Regions from separate parts of the Mus musculus genome. Here region 1 is linked to region 2. The links are chromatin contacts, found by Hi-C in ENCODE. All regions are on one chromosome and are shown on one strand. The core of a region is the stretch at or near the end of the contact, and the rest is flanking DNA. Distances in the headings are between cores, read along the strand shown. Region 1 holds the start of H2aw (H2A.W histone). Region 2 holds the start of Zfp692 (zinc finger protein 692).

Region 1 (7,005 bases), core at 2,045-4,544, 650 kb after region 2:
AGAATCACATTCCATCGTTTTGAGTGCAAATCCCGTTTGTTTTATTTGGTGACAGGGTCTCATTATGAAGCTCTGGATAGCCTGGAACCTGATATGCACACTACACTGTCCTTGAGCACACAAAGATCCACCTGTCTCTTTTCCCAACTGCTGCCGTTACAGGACTATGCCATGTCTGGCTTTCAAATCCTCTATTTTTGAGACCATTAAAAATACTAACAGTGGTGGTGTGTGCCTTTTATAACAGCACCCAGGAGGCAGAGAAGGGAGAACTCTGAACGCCACACCAGTCTGGGCTACAGAGTGCAGTCGAGACAGAGACAGGCAGAGACAGAGAGACACAGAAAGAGACAGAGACAGAATGTGAAAGACCTGTTGACAGGCCTCGCTTCTGATGGTGGATCAGAGTTCACGTTTTCCATCATAGCTAAGGAGCAAATGTATTGGATAAGGCAAGCATGACAAGATGCCCTTATTTCTATCTATTATTTCTTGTTCTATCTGTTTATTTCTGTCTTCTTAAGAGAGATCAAAGGAAAGTCGTTTATACGCCACACACTGACTGTCTGTGCCCAGGAATGAATTTGAAATAATAATCCGGGCAGTCGGACAAAAGGGACTGAGCTGCATCTCAGTGGAGAACCTTGGCTAAGCCTAGAGGTCTGAGGTTTGAGTCTCCAGCTAACCCCTCCTGATTTAGTTAGGGTTTCTCTTCCTGCACAAACATCATGACCAAGAAGCAAGTAGGGAAGAAAGAGTTTATTCCGCTTACATTTCCAAACTGCTGTTCATCACTGAAAGAAGTCAGGACTGGAACTCAAGCAGGTCAGGGAGCAGGAGCTGATGCAGAGGCCATGGAGGGATGTTCCTTACTGGCTTGCTTCCCCTGGCTTTCTCAGCATGCTCTCTTATATAACCTAAGACTACCAGCCCAGAGATGGTCCCATCCACAAGGGCCTTTCCCCCTTGATCACTAATTGAGAAAATGCCTTACAGTTGGATCTCATGGAGGCATTTCCTCAACTGAAGCTCCTTTCTCTGTGATAACCCCAGCCTGTGTTGTTGACACAAAACCAGCCAGTATACCTCCTCCCATCAAACCTAAGTGAAAGACTAGTTTTACTAAAACTAAATGGTTCATGTCTTAACCGATTCTCCACCGTCCCTGTGTCCTTTTTTTTTAAAAAAAAATACCGAGATAATTTAGTTGGCATGTTTAAATTTCAATAGACAATTCTGGAAGCAGCAAATAGTTAAATGTAATATACATGTAACTGTTGTTGGCAGAAGGAAAATAAGAGAGATATTTTCAAAGAGAATAATATGAAATATCTTTTTAAGAATTATTTTGACCTGACTTGTATTAAATTGATGAAGCAATAGGTATTTTCAAGAATGGTTTTAAAAAAATGATTTTTAAAAAAATTCCTGGTTTGTCATTTGTATCTTTGCAGTTACTTGAACTTCAGATAAAAATGCTTCAGATGCTAACTTTAAAACACATGATGCTATCAAAAACCCTTTTCTGTGGACCAAGCTGGAAAGCAGAAGGTGGCACAGCTACTGTAGGAAGTTCAAGCAGAGATAGCCTCCCCTCAAATGCCAAATGTCAAATGCCTGAGTCCAGATGAGAGGGGCTCCCTTTGACAACTTGGTAAAAAAATAAAATGTACGTAGTATTCCCTGCTGGTGACTATAGGATTCTCAATATGTCTCGTAACAACTCAAATAATTATCACGAATCCTCTTTTCATAAATAAAAGCCAAACCAAGGAAAGTGGTGATCTTTCCACAGGTAAAATTCCCTGCCCAAACGTTCTCCATAAAAATGACATTCTCCCCAGTGTAGGGGAATGCCAGGGCCAGGAAGCAGGCAGGAGTGGGTGGGTTGGTGAGCAGGGGAAGGAGGAGGAAATAGGGTGTTTTCGGAGGGGAAACCAGAAAGGGAGATAGGATTTGAAATGTAAATAAAGAAAATATCTAATAAAAAAATTTTTAATGACGTTCTCCAAATAAATGCTGAGTGTGGATTATTCTTTTACTAATGCTTCACAGAAAATTATGCAGCTTTAGGGGAACAACTCTTGCTCAAAACAACGGAACTCTTTCCCACCTCCCATCCCCTAACCACTGAAACTGCTTGCTGGCAGCTCAGGCTAATTACATCCTAGCTCCTGCACACAGGCTTTGCGGTGTGCCGCCCCTCCCCCCGCCCCGTTTCCAGCATACTGCTAGTGCAGGGTTTATTGACATGATATAATGTCAGAATAGTTTTCAGGGGCTAAAGACGCCTCTCTATTCCAGAAAAGGATGGAAAGGGTGCTAAAGGGAACACAGATTCAGAGGCCACCAAGGGGGCCCACATCCAGAATACCACCTCACTGTGACCTCGCCCACCGAAACTTCAGGCTTGGGGAGAGGACTCACGCCCCTTGCCTGCTCCTGCAGCTGTCGTTCACACTCTACGCTTAGGAAGGGCAAAGCAGCCATACCCCCACATTTCTCGCTCAAAAATCGGACTTGGCCGCACCCAGTGTCAGGGAACGCCTCGGGCGCGTGGCAATCGTCAGTGGCCCGCACTGTGTTCAAGACCCTTTTAACGACTGTATGGGTGGCTCTGAAAAGAGCCTTTGAATTGAGGGCACCCTCGCCGCGCCTCACTTGGAGCTGGTGTATTTGGTGACTGCCTTGGTGCCCTCGGACACAGCATGCTTGGCCAGCTCCCCGGGCAGCAGCAGGCGCACGGCTGTCTGCACCTCGCGGGACGTGATGGTCGAGCGCTTGTTGTAATGCGCCAGGCGGGAGGCCTCGCTGGCGATGCGCTCGAAGATGTCATTGACGAACGAGTTCATGATGCCCATGGCCTTAGACGAGATGCCGGTGTCCGGATGCACCTGCTTCAGCACCTTGTACACGTAGATGGAGTAGCTCTCCTTGCGGCCCCGTTTGCGTTTCTTGCCATCCTTTTTCTGCGCCTTGGTGACCGCCTTTTTGGAGCCTTTCTTGGGGGCTGGAGCTGATTTGGATGGATCAGGCATAATGTCTAGTTGTACTACGGAAACGCGGACGCCCCTGTAGCAAGAATATTTGTATGCCTTGCATTCAAATGAAGGATCAGGCATCACTCCCTTTGATTGAATACAATTTTACATTACGTCATCGCGGGGTAAGGCATATGCAAATTAGGAAGGCTCCGCGTTCTTTTCTGATTGGTTCTTGTTGGCATCCAATAGGAAGGTGCAGTCTAGCCTCCCTCCTGATCATATATAAGAGCTTGCTGGCGCTTACGAATTCGTTTTCGCTAGGTTTCTTTTCTGTTTTTGCGTACTTTTGGTTATCAGTGGAAGATGTCTGGTCGTGGCAAGCAGGGCGGCAAAGCTCGTGCAAAAGCGAAGTCTCGTTCTTCCCGTGCCGGCCTGCAGTTTCCAGTGGGCCGTGTGCACCGCCTTCTCCGTAAGGGTAATTATTCGGAGCGGGTCGGCGCTGGTGCCCCGGTGTACCTGGCGGCTGTGCTAGAATATCTGACTGCTGAGATCCTGGAATTGGCTGGTAATGCGGCCCGCGACAATAAGAAGACGCGAATCATCCCGCGCCACCTGCAGTTGGCCATCCGCAACGACGAGGAGCTCAACAAGCTGCTGGGCCGCGTGACCATCGCGCAGGGCGGCGTCCTGCCCAACATCCAGGCCGTGCTACTGCCCAAGAAGACCGAGAGCCACCACAAGGCCAAGGGCAAGTGAGGCCCCTACCGGTCGTTAGTGCGACTTTTACAGACACCAAAGGCTCTTTTCAGAGCCACCCACAACCTCATTAGAAAGCGCTGTACACTGAGCCTGTCGCCAGTTACTGGCCAGGCCAGTTCTCCTGACTCCTTCCGTGCATTCCTGCATCCCTGTGCGGCGCTTGGGGAGCTCAAGGGAGACCAACGGCTTCATCTGCGGGTGGCCTGCGGGCCGTTGGAGGCGTTCGAGTTTCTCCCCACCACTCCGTGTCAGACACAAGGTTGCAGTTAACGTTCGTGTTTGGACATTAAGGGGATACTTAATAATAGAAATTAGTATAAGGTTCTGGTTTAGATGCTAGTGTTTCTATTGAAACTGGGTTAAATTGACATGTTCAAGTCTTCCAGTTAGGACGGGGTTTTCAAAGGTTTCTGAGGGGAGACTTGGTATTTCAAATCTACTTGTTTATATAAATGTTCTGTTACAAGGCGATTTACAACTTTGGAGTTTTGCTGGTTTCCTTTGTGGGGGTGGGGAGCCGGTCTCTAGGCTGCTTCAGCCTGCTTAGTGGTAGGATTACAGATGAGCATGGTGGTCCTGCAGGCCTTTGGAACTGGTTAATCGGATCCACTTAAGTAGCTTAACCTTGGGGAGCAAAGTGATTTGTCAGGTTCTGGTTAAACTAGGTGTGAGAGTACAGCAGTGTCCTTTGTCATAAAGTTTAAAGCAGCATCATACTAAGGACATGCTTTTATAGATGATTGTGACTTCTTTAAGCAGCATGACGAATGGTTGAGTTACAGGTAAATCAGGAGCGTGGTTGGGAAAGGGAGAGGAGGGGGTTAAATGAGTTACCTTTAAATCGTTTTAAATGGCACAGAATTGGGCCTCTTCCCTGTTAACTGCTGTACACTATTTAAAATTTAACAATACAGGCCACGAAGACAGTTATATAATGTTTATTATATAATTTATATAGACTGTACTGAAACTGGATCTGTTCAAGCCTGGGCTCCTCAGACACCGTCTGTAACTACAGAGCTGCTCATAAAATACCAACGTCTTAAAGCCATTTGTCTAAGGATAAGCAATTTTCCTTAACGGTGAGTCTTAACAGAGTGATCAATAGACTGCGTATAGATTATACATCTGCAAATGGGTGGTCTCAGTAAAACAAAGCCAGAGGGTTGGACCTCCAGAGATCTTTATGTTCTTTTAGTTAGAATCTCTAGTTCTAGTTTTAGTTTGTATGTGTTCATAGGTCATTGTAGCTGCTCAAACGCTTGAGTGGAGGTTAAACTTTTTAGGAATTGGGTTATGTTAGCATTTATTTAATGGTGTTATAGAGGCATCGTGGAGGGAGGTGTACTAGGGTAGTTTCTCATCTCTTCTAAGGCTGCTGTCAAATGCACAACCACTACCCAAAAGGAATATTTAATTTCCATTTAGGTAAAATGTAATGTAAAGACGCAGCTCATAAGTTGCCCTGTCATATGTGGCTAGTGAATAACTAGAGAGCACAGATTCTGAGTGTGTCTACAAAATTAAAGGAAGTTCCAATCATAGCAGCTGTGATCTAGGATCTGGTCATCTGGATTATCATTTCCAGATGGGAAGTACCAATGTGAAAAGAGAATGTTCACTGGATTCAAGCACTCCATGATCCATTCCTAGGTATATGCCCAATAAAATAAGAGTACGTGTATAACATAAGCTACACAGGCGGAGGAACAGTTATCAGTCATGAAACCTAAAAGGTAGAGGAAACCCAAATATTCATCAGCTGAGGAACAGCACAAAACTGTCTGTTCTTGTGACGGAGCATTAGTCAGTGAAGGGACTGGACAAGATGACTGAACCTTCATGTCCAGAACGGGCAAAAGATACAGGAGCTGAAGGAGGGGAGAGAGTAAGCATGGACCTTCCAGATGTGGTCCAGGAAGAAGGCTTAAGAAATGCGCTCAGTGTGCTCGCATGAAGACCTGAGCAGATCCAGAACCCATGTAATGCAGGGCCAGGTTAGCACTTTAACTAATTCCAGTGCTGCCAGGGAAGACCGGAAAATCCCTGAAAGCTCGCAGGCCAGCTGCTATGGCATAAACAGCGACTAACAAGAGACCCTGGCAAAAGGTTGGAATTTGAGACCAACACCTGAGATTGTCCTCAGACCTTAATGTATGAGAGCATGAGTGCCTGCACTCACATTCATATATGCAGAGGTGTGCAGTGCACACTCACCACTCACAAGGGGGTCAGGGGCAGGGTGGATGAAGGAAGCCTGGAAGCCCTAAGGACAGAAAGAGGACAAAAATTTGGTCCAGTGTTTCCTTTCTAGAGTAAAACTGACCCACCTCAGGTAAAAGGTGAAACTCCTCGTACCACAGCTGCCATCATGAGAGACCATGTGGAGAGGCAGGAGGGGACCTGATCCTCACTCTGCTGCAGCTCTGAGCAGGCCTTGGCAGATAGCCTTGCCAGGTTCAGCCTGCATGGGTGTTGTGTGGAGGTATGGAGGTCTTTCCCTGGCCCACTGTGTCTCTGAGCACATGCCTGTATTAGAGTCATTTCAGCCACTCTGCATGTGTTCCTGTGCACTGCTGAAGGCAAGAGACAGGGTTCCAGAAGGATGCAGCTTGAGCCAACCTCGGAAATATCTCGGAACAGTGTTTGCAGTGTGTGGGAGCTCTCTGCCTGTCTCCGCAGCATCCCGTGTTCCTCTTCTGGGTGTGGGTCTTTCCTCCAGCCCTGCTTCCCACCTTAGTCTCTGCTCTGTGGGGCTATTTCTTGTGGGCTCACCCACATGTCCAGTAATCTCCCACCTCAACAAAATTCAAAATATACCTAATATGCAGTCCAGCTCCCCTACTCCTGGGCATCTCTCCAGACGAAATGAGATCAGTATGTGGAAGAGACATATGTACTGACATGCTCATTGTGGATACTGTCGCTAGCTAAGATAGCTAAACATGGGACTAACCTCAGTGTCTGTGAAGGAGCAGATCCAAAATGCAGTATATACACAGATAAATATTACATAAGCTTTAAAAAAAAAAAAAAGAACCCAAAATTACATTTGTTGTCACATGGATGAACCTAGAGGACATTTCAGTGTCTTTTGGCATCATAGGAGATTGGTTCTCATCTCTGACCGACCCCCGAGCCTGGGCAGGCACCAAAATCTATGGGTACCCAGGATCCTTATATACAAAGCCATAACATCTGCTTATAACATACAAATGCCCTCAGTGTTTTAGTATGCCACCATAACTCCTTGTAAACAATG
Region 2 (6,072 bases), core at 692-3,191:
TAACTGTAAACCCATTTTTTTTTCATGAAGATAAGTTTTTTTAAAGTTTAATTTTACTTTAATTCTCATTTCTCTCTTTCTCGTAGCCCTGGCAAACTTGATATGCAGATCAGGCTGGCGTGGAGCTCATAGAGATAGACCCATTTACCTTTGCTGCTGCTGCTTTTTTTTTTTTTTTTTTTTGGTTTTTGGTTTTTTTGAGACAGGGTTTCTCTGTGTAGCCCTGGCTGTCCTGGAACTCACTCTGTAGACCAGGCTGGCCTCGAACTAGGAGATCCACCTGCCTCTGCCTCCCGAGTGCTGGGATTAAAGGCGTGCGCCACCATTGCCCGGCTCTACCTTTGCTTCTTAGGTGCTGGGATTAAAGTGTGTGCCACCACATGTGGTGATCATCTTTAAAAATAAAAATTATTTTGTGCGTACATATCGTGTGTGAGCATCAGTGCCATGCCTCGTGTCTGTGGAGACCAGAGGACAACTTTAGAGGCCATTCTCCCCCTTCCACCCTAATGCTGGGTTCTAGGGATTAAACTGAGGCCCCAGACTTGCTCAGCAAGCATCTTTCTCTGATGAGATGCCTCAACAGTCTATGATGATCATACTGCATGCTGAAACATAGTTTCACCAAACATCCGTGTTCTAACTACTAGAATATGTGAAAGTTGCTTTTTTTTTGTAGCCAACACTTTGCAGTTATAACTGTTTGAGGTGTTGAAATGGGAGGTCCTCTGGATTACCCAAGTGGACTGTGTTTGAAAGAAGAGGAAGGGTTGCACTAGAGCAAGGCTGTGTGGAGTCAGAAGCTTATGTGATATGGCCAGAAGTCCCAGAACGCTGGTCACCACTGGAAGATAAAAAAGGCAAGGAGAAAACTCTCTTAGAGCTCTTGCTTGACCTGTAGCCCTGTTCAGCACTTTGGTGCAGACCTCCAAAACTGTAAGCGAGTAAATTTCTGCTGTTTTGAGTTGTCAAGTTTGTAGTGATTTGCTACAGAAAACAGTCAGTAGTGCAAGTGACTTGGAGTGAGGTTTGAGCCCTAAGGCTGTTCATTGTGGACTCCCTTGTGCCAGGCACTTGTAAATTCTTTATAAACATGAAGTATATTAAGCCATTTAACCATGGAGAGTCAACTGGGCAGTCAAAGGAGTCTGGAATCCCAAAAGGGTAGCCAGAAACATCAATCAATGGGTGATCTAATTACATCACCCCCCCCCCCCCAAGAGCATACCTAAAAGAGAGGCTTGCCAGGGACCTGAGCCTAGTCCATTCCATCTTTTGGTAACAGAAGGATCTAAGAGAGAAGAGGATCCAGCCAAGCGGGAGAAAACCAGGAGCAGACAAAGTCTAGTCTGACAGTGAAGTTGAGAAGAAAGTGAGATGAATGTGTGGCAAGAGGAGAGAGCTAAACTCTTCTCCATTCTGGGGCAGAGAGGCAACAGAATTGGTCACTTCATTTAGCAACATAGAGAGGTGCAGGCCTTTAATCTCAGTACTTCAAAAGTGGAGGCAGGAGTCAAGGCTATCTTGGCTACATGGTGAGTTTGGACACCAGCCTGAATTACATGAGACCTTGTTTCAAGCAAAACAGAAAATAAAAAACTTGTGCCGTTGACAAGTGCCGTTGCAGTCTCTTGATAGAAATAACTCCATCAGAGCCATTTGTAGACGATGTGAAATCAGAGTCTGTACAAAGTGTAGGCAACTTCTCGTGTGGATGGTGGCAGGTTATAGGTTGCAGCTGGAGGGTGGTCTCGCGGTTCAGAAAGGACTCTAGTTGGCTTCAGCTGGCGGATGCTGCAGCTCGCGTTTGCTTGGTGGCAACTGATAGGCAGAGATGCTAATAGAAGGAGCAATGACGACAGAATCCCAGACAGTCGTTCAGGACTAAGGCTAACTACAATTCCCGGCAGGCTTTGCACGGGGCTCCCGGGGCGCAGGCGCAGACAGCTGTCTTCCCGCTGCAAGTCCAGGCCGTAGCCTCCTGACGCCGAGGGGGGACGGTTTCTTCTTAAAAGAGAAACAGCGGCGGCGCGCGCGGTGGGCCCCGGTCCTTCTGTGGCTTTCGGAGTGAGCACGCGGGTCCGGGGAGCGCAGGCGCAGTTTGGGCAAAGGCGGGTTGGGGCGTGCAGGTAAGACCCCACGAGGGTTGGCCCGGTGTCCTAGCATTGCTGGGTGGGCTTCCCCTGCATGGGAGGCAGGGAGAAGGCCAAGGCGCGGCTGCACGCAGACCTGGCCGCCTCCAGACAAGGAGAGCAAGTTTCCAGTCTTTTCCCCCTGCCTGCGACCCCCGTGTTCCAAGTGTCCTCCCTGGCTCTAAGAAGGGGTGGCTGGATCCGAGAGGCGCGAGCGCTGCGGAGGCACTATGGTCTCCCCATTCATTGCAGACGGAGCGAGGGGCTGTGTCTGTCCCGAAAGCCCCGACGACGACAGCACGTTCCTCCCGTAGGCCCGCACGTCTATGGCCTCTCCGGTGGCAGACGCATCCCGCCGCCGGCGGGAGAAGCGCAGGCAGCTGGACGCGCGCCGCAGCAAGTGCCGCATCCGCCTGGGCGGCCACATGGAACAGTGGTGCCTCCTCAAGGAGCGGCTGGGCTTCTCCCTGCACTCGCAGCTCGCCAAGTTCCTGTTGGACCGGTTAGGGGCCGGGAGGGACCAAGGAGGGCACCGAGACACAGCCCCAAGCCGGTTCCTACAGCCTTGGGTTTCTCGTTTGGGCAGGGTGGGCCTGCTCCTCCCCTCCTAGCCCCAGCGAATGGGAGGTCTGTAGGGTTGGCCCTGTAAGTGTGTGAGTGCGGAGACTTGAGGGTGGTTGGCTCTGAGCTGACACCAAGCTCCTCTCTGGCAGGTACACTTCTTCAGGCTGTGTCCTCTGTGCAGGTAGGTAAAAGACGTTAACAGGTAGTGGCGCCTCCTAGAGACTGAATGTCTCAAGAGAAATGGATCAGAAGCTCCTACTGGGTTCGGGAAGAGGACAAGCCCAAAATAAGCCTGCTGCCATGCCTGTGGGAAAGGAGCTTTGCCTTGGGACCTTTGGGTGTGTTTGTCCCGGCTCTAAACCAAACCAAAACAACAAACAACTGTGCATCTAGGTTGAAAACAAAAACAAGATCCCTTCAAACTCTTCAGGGGCTGAAGCAATGGCTGGGTGGTGTGCTGCTCTTGCAGAGGAACCCAAATTCCTTTCCTTCCTAGTGCTCATGGCAGGAGGCTCACTGTGTGGAACTCTAGCTGCAGGGAGATCCAACATCCCTGGCCTCCAGGAGCACCTGCACTCATGTGCACACACCCACAGATATACAAAGCTAATGACAAATAAAATATTTTTAAAAGAATGCTTAAAAAAAGAAAAAACCCAATGTCTGGGCATGGAGAGATGGCTCAGCAGTTAAGAACGTTGACTGTTCTTCCAGAGGTCCTGAGTTCAGTTTCCAGCAACCACATGGTGGCTCACAACCATCTGTAATGGGATCTGATGCTCTCTTCTGGTGTGTCTGAAGATAGCTACAGTGTACTTACATACATAAAATAAATAAATCTTTAAAAAAGATTAGAAAAAAACAAATAAACCGATGTCGTATATGTCCTGAGGTTGCCAGTGGGTTTAGAGGGTTAGGATGGCCTGAGTGGTTTTCTTGGTCCTTGCATGACTGCTTCATCTTACCTCCAGCTCCAGAGCCTGGGCCTCGGAAGGGTCTGCAGTACCTGGTGCTCCTGTCTCACACACACAGCCGGGAATGCGGCCTAGTGCCCGGGCTCCGGGGGCCTGGAGGTGGTGAAGGAGAGCTTGTATGGGAGTGCTCTGCGGGCCACACGTTCTCCTGGGAACCCTCTTTGATTCCTGCACCTTCAGATGTACCTAAGCAGGCCCCTCTCACACACACCACAGAGAGAGCCTGGTGTTCAGAGGCCAGGAGGAAGCAGGAAGCCCAAGGTGAGTGAGGAAGGAAAACACTTTTCAGTCTTCTCTGAATGTGTTAACTATCATTAGGGTCTCGTGTAGCCACGTAGCCTGGCTCTCCCTCCACCTTCCAAGAGCTGGAGTAATGATCTCTTTATGATAGCAAGGAAATATATCCTCACATGCATTGCTAGGTATGGGAAGCAAAAGTGTGGAGTGATGGATGGACAGAAACTGGAGATAAGGTTTGAAAGAGAATTCATTTGTAAAAAGCACTACCAAGCAAACCAGGATGCCTTTGGGAAGAAACTGTCCTCAGTCTTTGAGTCTAGGCCTCCTTCTCTTATGACCTGCTTGTGCCAACAGGTTTGGAATGTGAGCAGCGAGAAAGGACTCAAGAAACCAGGCTGTCCAGGTGAGGGAAGCGAGGGGCAGGACAGACCTGCATAGGGAGTGGGGATGAGGTGGCAGTTTCTCAGGCTTGTCTTTCTTGAGCTTGCAGGAGAGTAGATTCTCCATTGGAGATCGACCCACCTCTGGGAGAGGATCAGGATGTGGAGGAGGAGGAGGAAGAAGAAGAGGAAGAGGAAGAGCTGCTCAGTGACGCCAGCCCATGGACCTACAGCTCCTCCCCAGATGAGCCAGTTGGGATTGAGGGAGGATGGGGAACGGCTTGAGAGAGGGGGGAGGCAGCTGGCCATTCAGAGATTGTGCCAGCTGGAGGGATGGTCTTGTTGCACGGTGGGCAGGGCAGATGCTGGGGAAAGTAACGTTAGCCTTTGAATTGGAGTTGTGGGAAGGGATGAAGTAAGGCTCTGGGGGAGGCTGAGAGCAAGAGTGGGCTATGGGAGTTGGGAGTTTTCTACATAGGGGTTAGAGATGGCTGATGCCCAGGGGGATAATGCCCTCCTCCTGCTTCCCTTTCCAGCAGTGAACCAGACGTCCCTAGGCCACCTCCGTCCCCTGTTACGCACACACCTAAGGAGGGAGAGGTCTCGCCAGTACCTGCAACTCTGCCCACTCCCTGTGCTGTTCTCGCCTCCGTGGGTTCTCCAGATGCTCTGACATCAGATACTGAGGTGCGGCTGGAACTCAGCAGGACCCCTCAGGTGCCTGCAGAGCTGCACATGACTGAGTCTCTGGAGAGGTAACCTGATGGCTGAAACAGGGCAGGGGTGTCCTGGGATGTGTCACCCTTGAGGCCCTCGGCTCCTTCTTTGCTACCCATAGCCCTGGGAGTCAGGCCCAGTCTGCTCCGAATCCGACTTGGGATGAGGATACTGCCCAGATTGGGCTCAGGAGAATTAGGTAGGACTGGGGAGAGGGGACTCTGGGGAGGGTCAGGTGTGAGGCAGAGCAGGCAGGACTCCTGCTCCCGTTTTCCTCCCCTAGGAAAGCTGCCAAAAGAGAGCTGATGCCCTGCGACTTCCCTGGCTGTGGAAGGATCTTCTCCAACCGGCAGTATCTGAATGTGAGGGACACAGATTGAGGCCTGTGTGGCTACTGGGGTTGGTGTGGAAGCTGAGGGAAAGATACCCTAGGCTGAGGTAGATAGAGCTCAGTCATAGTGCAGTTGTCTAGCATGTGCAAAGCAGCACATACAGCCACTGTAGAGGGAAAGGCCCGTGCTTCACAGTTAGTAAGGCCTTCTGACCTCAAGTATAGGGAGGGCCAGGGGGATGGTACAGTGTAGGTGGTCAGGGTAGACCTAAGAAGAGCATAGCAGCTCAGATTTGAGCAGGATGCAGGAGCCATCCTGTGCCACCCACAATCCATGGTGTGACCAGGTCCCATAAGAAGGACTTATTCATTGGGAAGTCCAGGTAGGAGCTCCAGCTGCCAGGTAGTGCAGCTCAGTGGTGGAACACTTGTCTATTATATGCTGGGTCCTGGGTCAGGGCCCCAAACTGAAGAAAATAGAAAACAAACAAACAAACAAACAAACAAGAAACCCCCTAAGAACCCTTTTTCCTCAACAGGAAAATGAGGCCTGTGTATTTCCAAAGCAGATTTAGGAGAAAATCCCACATTCTATGCATTCATAGCGGTAGCAAGAGACTGTAGCACATATGAATGTGGGTCATCATGCTCACATCAACCATATTCTGTCCTGACAGACAAGGTTGGATAAATGACAAGTGTTAATTGGAGTGGCATTTTGTACAGGGAACTCT

What was found. A loop is a pair of places that touch in the nucleus more often than their neighbours do.
Region 1: a loop to region 2 is called in a map of v-Abl transformed pro-B cells, with 2.9 times the contacts of the local background. The contact joins the promoter of H2aw here to the promoter of Zfp692 in region 2. A Hi-C loop is called at or near these places in 2 of 37 maps with a recorded cell type or tissue (T-helper 17 cell and v-Abl transformed pro-B cells).

What each region holds. Positions count from the first base shown.
Region 1 is chr11:58,951,391-58,958,395 of GRCm38, forward strand. It overlaps H2aw (H2A.W histone), which reads left to right and starts at 3,295. Exons shown (of 1, transcript NM_178218.4): 1 at 3,295-3,802. The coding sequence starts at 3,348. The coding sequence ends at 3,740. It also overlaps the pseudogene H2bu1-ps and a transcript of Trim17 not described here.
Region 2 is chr11:58,305,128-58,311,199 of GRCm38, forward strand. It overlaps Zfp692 (zinc finger protein 692), which reads left to right and starts at 1,942. Exons shown (of 12, transcript NM_182996.3): 1 at 1,942-2,129; 2 at 2,385-2,634; 3 at 2,846-2,877; 4 at 3,668-3,931; 5 at 4,265-4,313; 6 at 4,401-4,538; 7 at 4,827-5,045; 8 at 5,129-5,206; 9 at 5,291-5,369. The coding sequence starts at 2,459.